2 separate regions of the Mus musculus genome follow, and region 1 is linked to region 2. A link is a loop called in an ENCODE intact Hi-C map of the cell type or tissue named here. Cell type or tissue: gastrocnemius. All regions are shown on one strand. Links, peaks and the distances in the headings refer to the core of each region. The heading gives the core; the rest is flanking DNA.

Evidence for each region. A loop is a pair of places that touch in the nucleus more often than their neighbours do. Peaks named below come from ENCODE experiments on the same cell type or tissue, not always from the same donor. Only the 100,000 strongest peaks of a DNase experiment are listed, where the experiment ranks them.
Region 1: it touches region 2 in a loop (14-fold over the local background); 3 of 42 quality-filtered maps call a loop at or near these places.

Annotation. Positions count from the first base shown.
Region 1 is chr2:157,632,698-157,638,070 of GRCm38, forward strand. No RefSeq gene overlaps it. Among named protein-coding and RNA genes, the nearest start is that of Platr27, 38 kb to the left of the region's middle. In gastrocnemius, for the core only: a CTCF peak has its summit at 3,149 (motif pointing right); DNase peaks (open chromatin) are centred at 788 and 3,157; H3K27ac peaks cover 421 bases.
Region 2 is chr2:157,873,528-157,878,900 of GRCm38, forward strand. All of the region lies in intron 13 of Ctnnbl1 (catenin, beta like 1), which reads left to right. Among named protein-coding and RNA genes, the nearest start is that of Vstm2l, 38 kb to the right of the region's middle. In gastrocnemius, for the core only: CTCF peaks have their summits at 1,426 and 2,451; a DNase peak (open chromatin) is centred at 371; H3K27ac peaks cover 2,571 bases.

The sequences.
Region 1 (5,373 bases), core at 134-5,133, 240 kb before region 2:
AGGCCACCAACTGTCCTCTGCCTCTTGGGTTCATTTTCTCATCTATAGGATGAGAAACACCAAGGGCTGGGATAATGGCTGTCTTAGCAAGCTTGGCAGTGGGTAACCCTAGGACAGTGGCACCCCCCCACACCCCCATAGAACACATTCTTATAGCTCTTTATCTTTTTATGATCACAACAGAGCATATATCTACACTTGTTATATGGGCATAGGTGGCTCTCAGGTCTGCTTAAGGTTTACTTGGGAAGGAGCTGAGGTCACTGAGGTCAGAGATCCTTACAGAGGCCCTCCACGGCCCTCTGATGATTAAAAGTCTCCCGTCAGGTGGTGCCTGAGGAGATGGGCAGGTGTACAGTGTAGTGACAACCTGCGGTCCGCCCCCTTTTCCTTGTTGATGCCTCTGTGGAGACAGTCTGGTCTCAGATGAGTATATTCCCTGAAGAGAGGCAGCCAGAGCAGCTGTCAGCATTGCTGAGATGGTGAACGGCTGTGGTACCTGTCAGCAGCCACTGCATAGCTGTCTTGGTGACAGGTGCCAGCGGCAGGAGGAGAAATCAGCTCTTCTTGGGCTCTGGGTTCTTGTACCAATGCTGCCTATTGATCTGCCTACATGGAAGGGTGAGCAGGGCCCTGTGCATTTGAGAGCAGGGCCTAGCCCCTGGGTTTGTTTCACTAGATTTAATTCTGGTCGTATTGTCTACGGGACATCTGTCTGTTCCTTGTTGGAGACCTACAGACTGCTTGGCCTGCTTGGGTTCTCTGGTCCTGCAGCCAAGTGTTGGCACTGCCTCGTCCACTGGCTCACTGGTGAGCTCGCTATTTCCAGAGCCTGGGCCTAGGCTTCAGGCCTCCTGCCCTACTTCACCCAGGAGGTCGTTTCATTTCCCTCCCTCCCCACAGGGCTTCTATCACGTACATTGTTCCCATGAGGGAGAATTGGACCCTTTTCCTCTCAACTCGGATGTCTGTAGCCTGAAGAGGGAGATCTGGTGGGCTTTAAGACCCAGGGGCACCAGGGTCAGAGTTAGACAGTACAGGATCTGGATCCTAGGAAGGGGACTCTGTAGTTGTTAAAATTAGATTCCAGCTGGTGATTGGAAGTGAAGCTTAAAAAGCAGAGGCTAGGGTGGGTCTGCCTGCCTCCCGAGGTAAAGGGCCAGCTACCACGGAACAGACTGCCAGAGTGCTGGTGCCCCAGGAAGAGAGCACAAAAGTCAGGACATGGTGGCAGTCCAGCAGGAGCTGGATCGGACTCATCCTTCTTACCAAACCCCTAGTCCCAAATAAACCAGAGCCTCTGGATCTGGGTTCGAAATTTAACTTAATATGCTGTGTGACCAAGCATGTCACCTCACCCTCTCTGAACCTCAATACCCATCATTCTTTTTTTTTTTTTTTTTTAAACAGGGTTTCTCTGCATGGCCCTGGCTGTCCTGGAACTCACTCTGTAGACCAAGCTGGCCTCGAACTCAGAAATCCACCTGCCTCTGCCTCCCAATTGCTGGGATTAAAGACCTGTATCACCACTGCCCGGCTAGTACCCATCATTCTTATACGAGAACCACAGTAGTCACTTTAAGGGTGGGGGATACTCTTGGGGAGAGCCTAGACAGAGTGGGGACCCAGCAAGAAGCAGTTTCCACCTTGGGGGAAAGAAAGCCATCACTGTGCCCAATGGGGCTGCCTGAGACCTGGGAAGCAGAAGCACGGCCTAGTTCCCTGGGCTGGTGGCTGAGGACTCTTGCTGATCCCTGGTTACTATGCATTAATCTCTGTAAAGGGCCCTGCCACGGGGTCTGGAGCACAGTGAATGTCACACATCTGGAATGATGCTCACACTGAGGCAACATCTGGGCATTCACTGTGTCAGGTTTCAAGTCAGCTACCCAGGGCCTTGAGAAATGGTAAAGCTGGGCACATCTAGATCCCTGAGAATCTAGAGCCCAATCTAGGGTGGCAGAGGGGAGACACAAAAGCACCCACAACACAAGACAAGGTCAGGTGGAGACCCGCAGAGAGGTTTCTGAATGGCAGGAGGATGCCAGGGAGTGTAGTAAAGATGAGCTGATCTGTAGGCATTGCCTGTGCCTGGGCACCCTGTCTTACTCATATAGTCTCATTTAAAGCTCAAAACAGCAGTTACAGGGACTTCTTGTGGGCAAGTAGACCTTGCCACCAGACAGAAGAACTGGTCAGGCTGAGTGGCCCCAAGCCCCCTGAAACTCAGAACTGAGAATGGTAGGAGTGGGGCCAACTCCATGCCAAACTCTACGTGCTCTGGGACACATAACCACGACAACCCACTGAGATGACCATGACAATCAGCCATGTGGGGGAAAACATCTGAAGTCCTTCCCCATGCAGGTTAGCATCATTAGCATCTCAGTTTGAGCCAATAGGAAACCCCTACCCCTGGATCCCACCCTGCTCCTCAGTGTTTATAAAGTCCCTGTACACATGGAATAGAGCGCACAGGCTATTTCACCGAGAATCATCTGAGAGCGACTGATTTACTGAGCTGTGACACTTGGGGAAAAGGTTTTCTTCCCAGAAGCATTCATCGCTGGTCCTTGTACCCTCCTGACAGGCTGGACTCATGCTCCTGCTGCCTCTGTTGTCACTGCCTGCTGCCACCGGCAGCTGCCCTGCCCCAGCTGCTGGTATTGACGCTGCCACGGTGCAGGCCAGATCTGGGACCTCAGGTACCTGCCCCGCGTAGGCTTCCCTTCTGAGAGCTGTCACACTGTGTCCGTCTCTGGCTGGACCACAGGGTTCTGCAGAGGATGACAACTTCTAGTCCCATTTTACAGATGCAGAAACTGAGCCCAGAGAGGTCGTGTGATGGCTGATGGCAACCTTCATTGTCAGCTTGATAGGATTTAGAGTCACCATGGCAATAAATCTGCAGGAACGACTCTCAGGAACTTTCTAGACTGTCTTAACAGAGGTGAGAAGACCCACCCTAAACACGCACCGCACCGTTCTACGGCTAGGAGCCTCGATTAAGTGAAAAGACAAAGTAAATAGAGAACCAGCATTCATCTCTCGCGTCTTCCTGCAGATGCAATGGCCACCTCATTCCCAGGGCAAGCCTTCCAGGCCGCGACAGGATGGGGAATGGAAAGATGCAGCAGGGAGCCTGACCAGGAGATGGCGCCAGTGTTGCTGACTTTGAATGACAAACGAGACGGACAAAGTGGCCAGGCTTCTGCTGGATTAGAAACAGACCGCTCAGCATGAGAAATAGCCAGGGCTAGAGCCATTAGCCTTATCAAAAAGCTGATTGCTCTTAGCAAAGTATTTAATACGGTTTCCTGCTATTAGGGCCCAAACCTGGACTAGCAAGATATTAATTCTGCAGATAATCATTGAGAGGGGAGGACCATATTTTAATATATGGCAACAGGCAAGCTATTGTCATTTTTCCCTTCTATCTTGATTGCCGGCTACCCAATTAGAACTGGCTTTCGATGCCCCTTCCTGGAGGGACGGAGATAAGGCTTAATGTCCTCGAACAAGATCTATCGGCTGCGACGAGAGGCCCATAAATATTAATAAATCTATAATTAGTCCTGTGGAAAGGGGTATCCATCCATGAGGCAGTTCCACCCATCGATGCCAAGAAACCACTTTTGCTGGGAAAGCATGACTTTTCTCTCCCAAATGCCAGGCTCTTTGTTCCAGAAGGAAGCAGCCCTTAGATGGTCCAGATCCTGATGTGTTTGCTTTGAGACAGACCCTCAAGAACAGCCAGGATTTCTGCAGTGGTCTCCAGGGAGGGAGGCTTAGCCTAGGTGGTTATAGGAGAAGGTTGGGGGCCCAGAAACATTTTCTCACATTATTTTAATTTTTAAAAACCTTCTTATTGATTCTTTGTGAAGTTCACTTTATGCACCCCAATCTCACTCATTTCCCCATCCCTTCATATCTACCCTCTGCCCTTGCAACCCAAAAGAAATTTCTTTTTCTTTTTTTCTTTTTTTTCTTCTTTTTCTTTTTTGGTTTTCTGAGACAGGGTTTCTCTGTATAGCCCTGGCTGTCCTGAAACTCACTTTGTAGACCAGGCTGGCCTCGAACTCAGAAATCCGCCTGCCCTCTGCCTCCCGAGTGCTGGGATTAAAGGCGTGTGCCTAAAAATTTTTTTAAAAAGTAAAAGAAGCAACAACCAAAAGCATCTCTCTGTAGAAGCCGCAGGGTGTCCCACAGTACACCTTTTATCCAAATATCATTACTTGCAAATGTTCATTGCAATGAGTCTTTGGTCTGGCTCAAGGCCTCTGGCTTCTGCTAGTCTATCAGTAGTGGATGCTCACGGACTCCTCTCAGATATTCTGTTCTTGCCCTGTGTCATGGAGATTCTGCAACTTTGGATCTGCAGGACCAGCCCCTTCATGAGCTCCAGCAGTTCATAGATGGAGTAGATGTTGGGGTGGGCCCTGGATCAAAGCTCCCCAGTGCTGCACCCATCGAGGGGCATTGGCCTGCCCATGCAACCACCTGGCTAGTGAGGGGTGGAGCCAACTCTGCTCAGCGTCCCACACCCCTCGTACATCTACATGGCCCAGGGGCGGCAACCCAGACCAGGACTATGCACTCGGCCTTTGATGGTAACATGGACCACAGATGTTGACACAGACCCTTGCTGCTGCAGGGCAATGGACCCAGACATGGCTCTTGGTAGCACCATGGGCAGCGACTTCACTGTGGCCTCAGATGACAACACAGGCTGCTCCCTTCAGGCTGTTCCTCAGCACCCTCATGTCTCCAGTTCTGCCTCTCCTCATGGTGCTCAGACCCCTCTGCTTCTCTCTCTCCCATCTCTCTACCACTTGCGAACTGCAGTGGCTCTCTCTCTCTTTTTTTTTTTTTTAAAAAGATTTATTTATTTATTTATTATATGTAAGTACACTGTAGCTGTCTTCAGAGACTCCAGAAGAGGGCATCAGATTTCATTACGGATGGTTGTGAGCCACCATGTGGTTACTGGGATTTGAACTCAGGACCTTCAGAAGAACAGTCAGCGCTCTTAACCACTGAGCCATCTCGCCAGCCCTGCAGTGGCTCTTATAGTGGATGGGCCTCTGGGTGTCTTCTGCCCCACCCCCCATGTGGTGGTAGACAGGTTCCTTCATTATTTTAATTTTTTGTTTGTTTGTTTGTTTTTCGAGACAGGGTTTCTCTTTATAGCTCTGGCTGTCCTGGAGCTCACTTTGTAGACCAGGCTGGCCTCGAACTCAGAAATCCGCCTGCCTCTGCCTCCCGAGTGCTGGGATTAAAGGCGTGCACCACCACACCCGGCTATTATTTTAATTTTTAACTGAAACTATTTTGAGTTATTTCATTTAAAGTTACCTGAAAGAGCATATAAAA
Region 2 (5,373 bases), core at 303-5,302:
CCTTCCTCCTGTTGTCCTCTCTAAGTCATGGACAGCTGCTCTCCCTGCTCCCAGTACAGACGTTCTACACCGAGTGGGAACTCCTCAGCCAGTGCTGATGCAAGCACTATTTCTAAGGCATTTGGATGGCAGTGACCCTCAGATTAGGAATGAGGGTCTAGTATTTCACTAAGCCTGAAAGGACACCCACTCTAGATAACAGAGTCAAACATTGGCTTTTCAGTGTCTCTCACCCTAACCTTTCCCTGAAAACCTCCATTTCTCTGTATGTGGTTTGCACTTGACCAAGATTCAGTGGAGAGAATCCAGTCATTTGGCAAATGTTGATAGACTCCTGTTCTGGGCCAAGTGCTGGACCAGGCACTGGCCAAAGACGAGAGGCCCAAGTGCCAATTAGAAACCTGAGTGTGGTGTGTGCTGCTGGGGAGAGCCAGGGACCCAGAGGGCAGCTCAAGCCACCCCAGTGACTCTGTGACTCTTCCACATGCACACCAAGTAGGGATGGGGTTTTTCAGTCTACTGCCAGACCCTGGGAGAGGAGGGGGGACCAGGGAGGTGGCCTTTCCCTGACTCTCTGCTCAGGACACATAGCCTCACTGGCCCGGACTATTTTTCCCCATTTGTTTTTAAGGTGTTTGAATTTTTGTGCTTGGAGAAACTGGGTAGGTAGTGGTATAACAAGTAACGCCTGACCCAGCACCAGGAACAGGCAGAGAGCCTTTGTTTCCTTTTCTCTGGGAGGTCCCTGTTAACTCCCAGTTGGTTCTCTGCCTTCCCTACACCTCCAGCCCTGTCTTCCTGCCTTGGGTATTAGAGCTAGTGCCTCCTACAAGGTCAGATCTCATTAAATATGTGCCCACCTCAGAGAAATAGTCATAAAACCCGTCCCTTCATAGCTGGTAGGCAGTGTGCTTGTTTGCTTCCTCTGTGCCTGTCATTTTGTTGGTGGTGGTGGTTGGTTGGTTTTGGTTTTTCTGAGGCAGGGTTTCTTTTTGTGTAGCCCTGACTGTCCTGGAACTCACTCTGTAGGCCAGGCTGGCCTCAAACTCAGAGATCCACCTGTCTCTGCCTCCCCAGTACTGGGACTAAAGGTGTGCACCATCACCACCCCAGCATGGTCTCCTCTTAAGATTTTCACCCTGAGCCTGAGGAAAGGACCACTGCTCCTTGAGGGAGTTCGTTGTCTGCCCCCTGGGTGTTAAGGATGGAGGGATCTGCCTACCTCCACGTTGTTCCAGAACTTTCATTTTTGCTGGTAGTGCTTAGTTTACAAAACAACAAAACCCCACACAACCCCTCTCACTGAAAATACTTGAAAGTACACACAAGTAGATTCTAATGTGACTGCAGCAGTAGCATAGTGTTTGGTTGGTGATGGGTCTTGTCTTGTTGCTTGCAGTGTTAGGAATAGAAGCCAGGGCCTTACACATGCAGGGCAAATGCTCTCCTGTGGAGCAACATCCCCAGTCCTGCAGCTGTCTGCACTAAGGAAACAAACATGCTTAGAAGCATGCATGGGACTCCTCCAGCACTAGATTATTTTAGCATTTTCAGTTCATAGTATATTACTACAGCAGTACATAACTGGAAGAGAGCGCCGTCCATGCCTTGGGCTGGTTGGTGCCCAGTGTGTTCCGGCTGTACTCAGTGTCCTTGAGATCCAGAGTGAAGTTGGACATACCCCAGGGGCTCCTGGTTAACAAGATTTGAACTTTTAAAGGCCGTGTAATGTTTCCAACTCTTCCAGCAAGCAGCAGCCCTCGTGATCAGTAAATATCCAGGGCGCTTGTCTCAGCAGATTTCACTGGGCTCCCCAAACAGGCTGAAGCCCAGAAAAGACCAGGATCCCTGTGGGTTCAGCGTACAGAAGCTGCCTTCAGAAGCAAGACGTAATTAGATAGGTGCTGGCAGGGATTTCTGAAAGAGGGAGGAGAGCCTTAGAGAGAGGCTTTTCTTTCTTAGTTCCTGGGAAAATTATACTCAGCAGGTTTATTCAATAAAGTGTTCTCACCACATACTTCTCACCGTAATGACTTACAAATTGCATGCTAATTTTGCCACAGTTAAGTCATTCTAGGCTTTATCCTGCAAAGAAAAAGATGGACTCTGTAATGAAACAGTATCCACAGGACTTGATATCTTAAGCAGACTGGCTGTTTCTTCAGCATCCAGAACTCACTTGAAGATATGGGTGAACGGGGGTGAAGGGTGGAATGAGCATGTGGGGTGCGTGACCCTGAGCGCCAGGTGGAGATCTGGTTTCTGCTGTTCTACTAACTATGCTGGAAGCTTCCAAAGCAAGCTTTAAAAAAGAGAGAGTGCATCCTGCTGAGAGTTCCTCTCAGCCCATCTTTAAGCCAGTACCTCACAGACTTTCTCAGCCAGGGAGTTTGCCAGTAGAAGCTAGTGGGGAGGGTGTCTTTTCCTGTCTCCTACTGCCCTCTTTGGACACCCACTGTTTCAGCCATGGCCCCTTTGGTGCCTCCTGCTTCTCTGACAGTCATTTCCAATCAGTTACTGGAAAAGAAGTCAGTAGGTCTGAGTTCTGGATCCACACCCCTGCACTTGCCTTACAGCATCGTGGCCCTGAGCACAGTGCTTTTCCTTTCTGAAACTGAGTGCTCACTCAGTGAAGCTAACATCTCACCTCTCCGCCACCTCCCAGGCTTGTTGTCGGGTTTGCAAGGGTTAGGGCTGTGCCCCCTCCCATACCTCTGTAGGCTCACAGTCCGGTGTACCTGGATGTCACTTATAGGCTCCTCTGGCTCATTAAGTCAAACCCAAACCATGGGGTCCGCAGAGTGGGAACACCCTAGGACCATTCACCAGTGTAACCAGTCAGACCCTGGAAGCCATCTGCTGCCTCACATCCACCAGACAAGCTCTACCGGCATTGGCTCCCAGCCCTTCTCACTGCCACGGGCTTCATCACTTCCTTTGCTTTCACACAGCAGCCACCTAACTAGGCTCCTTACTCTAGGAGTGTGCCCTGTGGGTCTTCCTCACCCTACCCAGAGAGTATCTACGTGCATACTTGCTTAGACCATTCCCAACACTCACACACACACTCACACACACACACAGTCAATCCAGTGTTGTTGTGATACCATCCGCTTGTAGGTGAACCTAAACCAGGCCCTGCCACATCCCTTGCCCATCACTACATGAAGAAGCCACTTGTTGCTTCTGGATTCACTTTCTCAAATCTGCAAGAGCCAGGTGTGGTAGTGCACAGCCATAATCTCAGCTCTTGGGAGACCGAGGCAGAAGAATCTCAGACCCAAGGCTGAAACACCCACTGGACACTTGCCCGTTATGTCTGCAGCATCTCTTCCGCACCCTCCTCTGCTGCAGCTGGCTGCCCGCCCCTTCAGTAGCCTTCAGGGCTCGGGTGTGTAGACAGATATTAGGTGTGTGTGTGTGTGTGTGTGTGTGTGTGTGTGTGTGTGTGTGTGTGGTGCCTGTCATACAGAGCAGCTGCAGTAGTAGTCTCCCTCAGTTCTTAGAAACCCATCCCTGAGGATGCCCAGAGCCTCGCCGTGGTACTAAGCACATCTGCACCACAGCCTCGGGATGCAGATGAGAGACTTGGCCACTGTTCTGGCTCTGCCTCCCTTGAACTCCCTGCTTTGCTTACTGGCGAAAGTGAGTATAAGAGCACTGATCTTGCGCAGTGGAACCTAAGCACAGATAGTCCCTGGCTTAAGAGGCTGTTCGTCAGAATTATTGTCACAAGTGGCTCTGGCCTGCGTGCTTGTCCGTCCGTCCTCCAATCCAGTGGAGTCCTCACTGGTAGAGTTTGCGTGTACTTTCTCCCCATAGAACCATCATTTTCTGATAATACCTGCTATGGTGGGAACTCTGCCTCTCAATACTTGTTCCCTGTTGGCAAAAATGAACAGTTGGGTGTTTGGGGTTTTGTTTGTTTGTTTTTTAGGGGAAAGGAGGCACAACAGAACCAAGGAACCCTGTATAGCCAGGTTAAGTACCAGCTTTGCCACACAGAGTGGAAAGTGCCCTTTGTTCTAGGAGGGACAAGGCCATTTGTGGGAACCTGGCACATGCAAGTGTGCTTGTGTAATCAGCCTCCTCCTTATGACCAGGCCCTGGCCTAAGAGCCAGCCGTGGATTTTTATGCACACACACCGAACCCCAGATTCCTAGCCTCCCGCTTCCCAGCTGAGAAGACAGGCTTCTAAGATCTGCACCCTATTTTAGAGGCATTTGGAGGAAGGGCTTTATTTGGGGACATTTGCATCTCTTGTCTCCATTTACCACTTCCAGTTGGGGCTGCATGTAAAGGGTTCACAGCCACCTCTTTATGATGGTCCCCTTCCCTCAGCCTGAGACAGCTAGCTCACTACCTGTCAGGGCAGATGAGAAATGCCATCAGAGCCCTCCAAGGGCTTGTGCCAGAGAGAGGCAAGGGAAACTGGTGGTTTGGTTGTGCTTCCAAAGCCAGATTAACATTTACAGTGGAGATGCAGCTGAAAGAGAGAACACACCAGCCTGCAGTAATAGCACCTTGACGTTCCACATTCCCCTCTCTGGTATCTTTGGCGATGAATCTGTTTATTTTAGCAACCCTCCGACAGGCTTATGCTGCTGGGAACTGCAATCTGTTCCACTTACAGTGCACCATTCACTCAATTACCATCTAAGATTTTATCCCAGCCCTCGTGTACAGAGTGAGCAAAACAAAGCCTAGCAGGGTGTCTTCTCACTCTGTCTCCCAAACTGAATATGGAATCTTCTGATCTAGCTCTAGTCTCTCCTCCCTCACCCACCATGCTTTCACACGGTCCCATGTGTGCCAGCCTAGTATTAAACTACTCTGTAGCTAACCAAGGATTGTCCTCAGTTTCTGGTCCCCTGCCTCCACCCCTCAAGCAGTAGGGTTGCAGGTGTATACCACCATGATGAGATGGCTGAGATGCAAACCCAAGGGTGTCGGGAGCATGAGGTGGGAGGTACCCACTCTCCAGCCAGGCTACATCCCGGCCCTCCTCTCATTTCTAAATATCTTCTTTACTGGGAGAAAGGCAGGCCAAGAATCCCTATGTTTAATGTTCCTGGTTTACACTAATTCCCATATAACTTAAAGACAGTGGCTAATGCTGGAGTGGTCCATGCTACTAAGATGATGCTCTTTTACACTATGAAAGGGAACACAGGCTTGGAGCCAGAGTGTGGGCCTCTCTGCCCTAAGCTTCCAATGTGGAATGTGGATATAGTCATACCTCTTACCTCTTACCTCTTGGGGTTCAGAGGAAGAAATATTATTCATCCGGGGCAGCCTGGCACTCAGGAAAAAACACTTTTGCTGAAAATGAACAGACTAAAGGAAAGGCCTTGCGCCAGGGAAGGATGCTG